Linked DNA regions of Mus musculus: region 2 is linked to region 1. Evidence: chromatin loops called from intact Hi-C (ENCODE). Cell type or tissue: heart. All regions are shown on one strand. Links, peaks and the distances in the headings refer to the core of each region. The heading gives the core; the rest is flanking DNA. Region 1 overlaps 9530026P05Rik (RIKEN cDNA 9530026P05 gene). Region 2 overlaps 9530026P05Rik (RIKEN cDNA 9530026P05 gene).

Evidence for each region. A loop is a pair of places that touch in the nucleus more often than their neighbours do. Peaks named below come from ENCODE experiments on the same cell type or tissue, not always from the same donor. Only the 100,000 strongest peaks of a DNase experiment are listed, where the experiment ranks them.
Region 2: a loop joins it to region 1, with 1.9 times the contacts of the local background. A loop is called at or near these places in 3 of 42 quality-filtered maps.

Annotation. Positions count from the first base shown.
Region 1 is chr6:93,065,174-93,068,085 of GRCm38, reverse strand. The region is part of intron 1 of 9530026P05Rik (RIKEN cDNA 9530026P05 gene); the gene reads right to left. Among named protein-coding and RNA genes, the nearest start is that of Adamts9, 120 kb to the right of the region's middle. In heart, for the core only: no CTCF peak of the experiment used is centred there; DNase peaks (open chromatin) are centred at 1,675 and 2,525; H3K27ac peaks cover 1,256 bases.
Region 2 is chr6:92,987,147-92,990,058 of GRCm38, reverse strand. The region is part of intron 1 of 9530026P05Rik (RIKEN cDNA 9530026P05 gene); the gene reads right to left. Among named protein-coding and RNA genes, the nearest start is that of Adamts9, 45 kb to the right of the region's middle. In heart, for the core only: no CTCF peak of the experiment used is centred there; DNase peaks (open chromatin) are centred at 1,588 and 2,038; H3K27ac peaks cover 2,123 bases.

The DNA.
Region 1 (2,912 bases), core at 325-2,824:
CATTATGAAAAGTCAAATTTGCCTACAGTGAGTGCCTACTTCCTCAAATCTGCCTCCATTTCAGGAACTATAAGAGATAAGGCCACGACCTTGATCTTTCCAAAGATTTTTTTCACAGATGCTTTTGCCTGTGTTCTCTATTCCAGGCACAGTGAACACTGCTAACAACATTCTAGTGAGGATGAAGACGAAAAGAATAACATTACCAGTAGCAACCAACTTTCACAGGTCAGCTACCGTGCTAGCTGGACTACTCCTTCAGCCATCCAGTCACACTGGGGTAAACACAAGAAGCACCCATGTCCTCATTATACTTGACAATTAAAGTGGTCAAATCACTACCTAAGGCCAGCACATGTCAGAGGTGAGGTCTGAAGCCTGGGATATGATCTTAAATTTTGATTTCTTTAATCAATTTAAAAATCTTATTTTGGCATCACCAGAAACAAAACGACAGTCCCACAATAGTCTACACAAAGCATTTGCTGATGTAAGCATGTTCTTATTTCTGAACCTGGAACAGAACCGAGGAACTTGATATAGTTTTAACAAAATATATTAGTAAGATGCTCCAAATGTCATAACACACATAAGAGGACATTCTATTCCTTAGGTTGGGAGGGTGATGGAGACTTACTTATAGAGGGTATTTTCAGAAGGACTTAAAGACTAAGAGCCTGCCAGACAGAAACTAAAGGAAGTACGCCAAAGACCACACAGACAACAATAAAAGTCTGCAGTATTCTGACAAAATAAATGCCTAGCCTCGATCGCTAATCCTAATGATTTAAGTGAACTGAAATCACTTACAGGTTTTTTTTTTTCCTTCAACAAACTAAGGAGGCAGCCAAGTCCTGGGGCTTCTGTTGAGCTGAAAATTTGCATTTCTAGTGAATTCTCATGTGCAGCTTTGGACTACTCTTTGCTGAGAGCCTGTGCCCCAAACCAAAGACCTGTCTGGAACCCCCCACTGCTAGTGTGTATACAGGAGGGAGATGCCAGGGTCACCAAGCCCTGCTCCGAATTTCCCAGAAGACCTGAGGGTTTTTTTGCCTGCTAGGAGCGGTAGTGAAATTTTACTGTTGGTTTTGGGAGCAATTAATACTGAAGCTGTCCAGTGGGAGGAAATAGGAAACCACAGCTTGAGGCTGAGTGGAGAGAACCTAGGATTTTATGGTGTTTCTGTCCCCTCCGTGCCCCTATTCACAGGCGGGTGAGGGCCTGCGGCAAGAGCATTTAGAAACACTAGTTCTTTTGTTGTGGGAGTGAGGAGGGTGTCCGATTTGCAGGGAAACGATGTTTTCACAATTCCTCCTCCAATTTTGAGGCTGGGTCTGCTGACGACAGCTTAGTTTGTGTGTTTGTCTCAAAGGTGCTTCTGCTGACCTCAGCACCCAGCCCGGAGTAAGGAGGGACAGGCAGGAATCCTAGCTGGGAATGAGAGGAGCAAGGCAAAAGTGGGCTCTGTGGATGCAGCTGGGACAAATGAGAGCCTTGGGAAATCCTTCCACTTCTAATTCAATTTCTATGCTTAGTTCTTATTTTCCAGGACGGAAAAAAATCTAGACTCCGAAAGGTCAGCTTCCAATTGTAGACTCTCCCTCTCAGACCACACCCACCGGCTCCCACAAACCCCGGCAGCTCTGAAGGTCACTGCCCAAGAACCGAGGAACAGGAAGAAGCAAGCGCACGGAGTCCTTGTTGTCTTCTTTCCACCAGATTGCTTTGCTAGCTGACAGTAATCAGCTGTGCTAACATTCCGGGCATGTCCCCTCTGCACCCGCCATACTTGGCATGGAGGAAAGGGAAAGAAAGACAGGCATTGGCTTCTAGAGACCAGGAAAAGAGATGAAAGCAAGGCGTTCAGGTTCTGTGTTTCATCTCTGTGTTCATTTGCTGTTATAGTGCCTTGTGGCTCTGCAGGAGTCTTGTGGGAATTTCTAGAAATCTAGTTGGCAGTGCTCCTAGTTACTACACCATTATGTCCCAGAGACACTTAATTCAGGATATTCGTTGTCATACTGTTGACCAAGAAAGAAGAGCCTGACAATTATCTAGAAAAGAAATACTACCAGAGACAGCACGATCTTGGCTCCTCTTCACTGGACACTGAGACTGTTATTCCCCAGATTACAGTGATCCACACTTTCTTTGAGAGTTGGAGTATTTTTTGTCATCGTGTCTATTTCACACAAGAACACAATTAGAGGAGGTTTCCTCAACAGAAGAAGCTGATTAAGTTCACAGATTTATTGTGAAACCATTTGGGAGTCATGGAAAATGAGTTTCACTGCTAAGCTTTTCTTGCTTTAAGTAAAGAGAAAAAAAAAAGGCAAACTGCACCTTGAATTCTCCATCTATAACAGATCATAAAATACCCATAGCCTTCCATGTAATTTACTCATCTCAAGAGAGATGCTGAATGCTTCTTCCAGTCTCTTAGTACTTTCCCAAGAGTTCAGCGATTTTACAGGATACAGCGGGGGATTCTGACCCTGCAGTAGGGTAGGCCAGACAGTGGCAAACTGCCAGGATACATGTCACAATAGAAGGCTGTACTTTGCACAACTTGCAAACTAGTGGGTGGGAGAGCCTTGTTTTATTTGAGTCCCGGGAACGATGCTGTAAATAGGACTGATGTAAACAGAATCCATTTTCAATAGCAACGAAGACCGCATTAATGATGATGCACTTTTGACCCAAATGCCCAAAGTCCTGGAGAAAGAGTCAGAAGCCATACTTCAAAATCCTTGCTTTAATGAAGGTTTCAACACACACAGTTTCAATGTTCATTTATCAAACACATATCTCATGCATGTTTCTTCAGATCTTGGGATTTTAGGGTGGTAAATTTCAATGGTGTTCCATGCCCTGTGCCCCTTCATCCAGAACACTTAACAACCGAATAGAAG
Region 2 (2,912 bases), core at 207-2,706, 78 kb after region 1:
GACCTCCTACCATCTAGAAAATTCCCGAAACTGGCTATTTACTTTAAGGTACCCTGGGAAGTGTAAGGAGATGTGGGAAATGGTGGGCTTTTAAAAAACATTACCTCCAGACAAGAAGGCGTCGGGAGTGCTAAGCTTTTCCACTGCCCTGAAGAATGAGAAGAATGAGGAGACTTGGCTGGGGAAGGTCAGATGTTGTAAACTTAATGCTGTCCTCTGAAACTCAACGTGAATATACTGGGACAGACCTTTAAGGACGTAGATGCAATTAAAGGAGGTATTAAGGACAGAGCCCCTAATCCAATGGGGGCAGTAACCTTGCAAGAAGGGCCAAAGATACAAGAGTAAACATACGGAAAGGGAAACGAGGGCCACCCACAAGGCAGGCAGAGAGAACTCAGGAGAAGACAGACATAACTGTTGAAGCCAGTTCCTCAGTAGGATTGTGTTAGAGCAGTCCTAGCATGGCCACAGGGGGTATATCGTGGTCTCAGTAAGGGATGACAATTCTCAATGAGTGAGGAACAGTTTGATAGCAAAAAATCATAGGGAAAAGAAAGTGCCTTTGGTGGTCATGTATCCAACTAAGTTGTTACCCCCAGAAATATTATGTCTCAGAGGTCTTCTACATGTCTTACTGGTTTATATATTATCAGATTTCAGAACTGGGTGTCTTTCAGCAAGAGGAACTCAGGAGGTCTGTGACTTGTCCCTACTTCTAAATGTGCAAAGCACAGAGCTTAACTTCCACTTCAGGGCAGCCCAGTGTTTCAACAACCAGACTCTCTCTCTCCCTCCCATCTCTTCCCCTCCCTTTGTACCTCCCTGAAGGTTGCTTTGAAGCTCTGAAAAAGCTCTACCCAGGCTTTAAAATAAAACCCTCCCCACCCATCCACTCTTAGCTAGTGCCTGTCAGAAAGTGGCATAAAAATGCATTACACATAGCAGTAGAGAGAACGCTGAGGTCTATGTCCCCTCCTGTTTTCTAGTCTCCCTACAGACTGTCAGTTCTCCCACTGGTTCGCAATCACACCCTTCCTGGAATCCCCGGCTTGAGACCCGCTTTAAGGAAGAATATAAACCAAAATATTGAAAATCTTAAATAGATTTTCCCAATCTTTCTAATTCTACTTTCCTTATCAGTAAAAACGAGGCTATGCGATCACTTATAGAAAGTCAAATATGAGGACATATTTGACGTGATGTTAATCTAATACCCAGCGTTACTCTTGGTGATGACGATGCTTTGAGCTAAACCACTTCCTCTGTACAAAAATCTCTGATGGTTGGGCAAGCACACATAGGGTTCATGTGACCGGTCAAGCTCTTCCTGAAGACACAGGTTATTGTCCAATAAAAGGCAGCAGATACCACTAAATGCAGATCCACGGAGCGGATAGATTTATTGTGTCCACTCTCCCTCAAACTGTCACGTCCCAAATCAGAAGACTCCATCCTGAGCCACAAGTCCCGTCTGAAGGACGCCATGGCTCCTGAGTTCCTGGTTAACACGCTGGGCTGGAGCCTGCTGCGTGCTTGACCCCAGGAAACTGTCCCTGATCTGAAGGAGGAAAAGTGTCAAGGAAGTGAGGCAGACAATTAGAAAAGCATCACTTCCCCGCAGCAGCGGAGTAGAGGGAGCATGACTTCATTTGTGAGGAAGCTTGCCTTCTCTCCCGTCATAGGGAAATCTGTTCACACTGAACCCTGCCCTCCCCGTGACAGTCAATAAGTACAAAAAAAAAAAAAAAAAAAAACCCTTTAAAACAAGCTTCCTCCTCAGGACGCACGCTCTGTGTGCTTTGGCTTTTCCTGTTCTTATTTAAAGGTTCCCCAGAGTTCTCCTCAGTCACGACTTACCCTCAAAACATTCAGGGGTCTCTGAGGGAAAAACTGGATACCACAGTGTGCTCCAGGGACTCAGTAGACCCCCCTATCCATGTAGAAGGACTCCTTCAGCCCCAAGGTGAAGCAGCCTAAGATGTTAAGAGCTGTACTCTGGATCGGGGCCAGGCCAGGAATAACAACAAAGCTGAAATTAACTTGGAGGACTTTTGAGTGGATGTGACTATTTTTGAACCCAAGAACATCTCAACAGCTACATGAGACACTATTGGAGAAACCCCCTTTTTGGTAGTGTTGTCTTCTTGTTCTGCAGTAGGATGTCAGTGGCGGGGACATTTCCTATTAGAAAATCACAGAGCGCCATGTGGCACTTGGAGAAGCTTGAAAGGCTGCTCTGGTTGAAATGCTAACATTTCTCTTTCCAGGGGAAAATAGTTTCGTTCTCGTATCTTATTGGGTCAACACAATTAAAACGGTTTGTGCCACAGTCTTTCTGGTCATGGGGCATAAATTCTTAGCAATTTATCCTTGCATGCGAGGGTTTCTAGATAGTCTGGGAATGTGTATGGTAGGAATAGATCGTGCTGGTGGTAAGTCGCCCAGTCACACCCTCTCACGGTCTCAGTTTCTCCTGTTCCCACTGCAAGCTCCTCCCATCTTCTGGCAGCTCACATTCCTATCACAGAGCATGCGCTCAAGCCAGGTGAATTCTGGGATTAAAAGGAACCTCGTGATTCTTCTTTTCCTAAGAAAAAGAACATAAGGAACAGCCGCAGTGAGGCAGGCACAGTCTGTGCTCCATGGGCTCAAAAGAGAAAAGAAAAGAATGGGGTTCAGATACGAGGCTCGCCATATCCTAAAGGCAGGACTGTGAACAGTGCTTTTCTCACATCAAGCAATTCAAAGATCTACTCCATAAGCCTTCTAAAGATTAAGTGGTAAAATTCACACAAATACGGCCCAGAGTCTGGGACTTGGTCACTCTTAAAGTGGTTATTTGCCTTCATTAGTGTCATAATAAATATTTTTAAGTTATCAGAAAATAGAATTCTTTGTTTTGTTTTTGT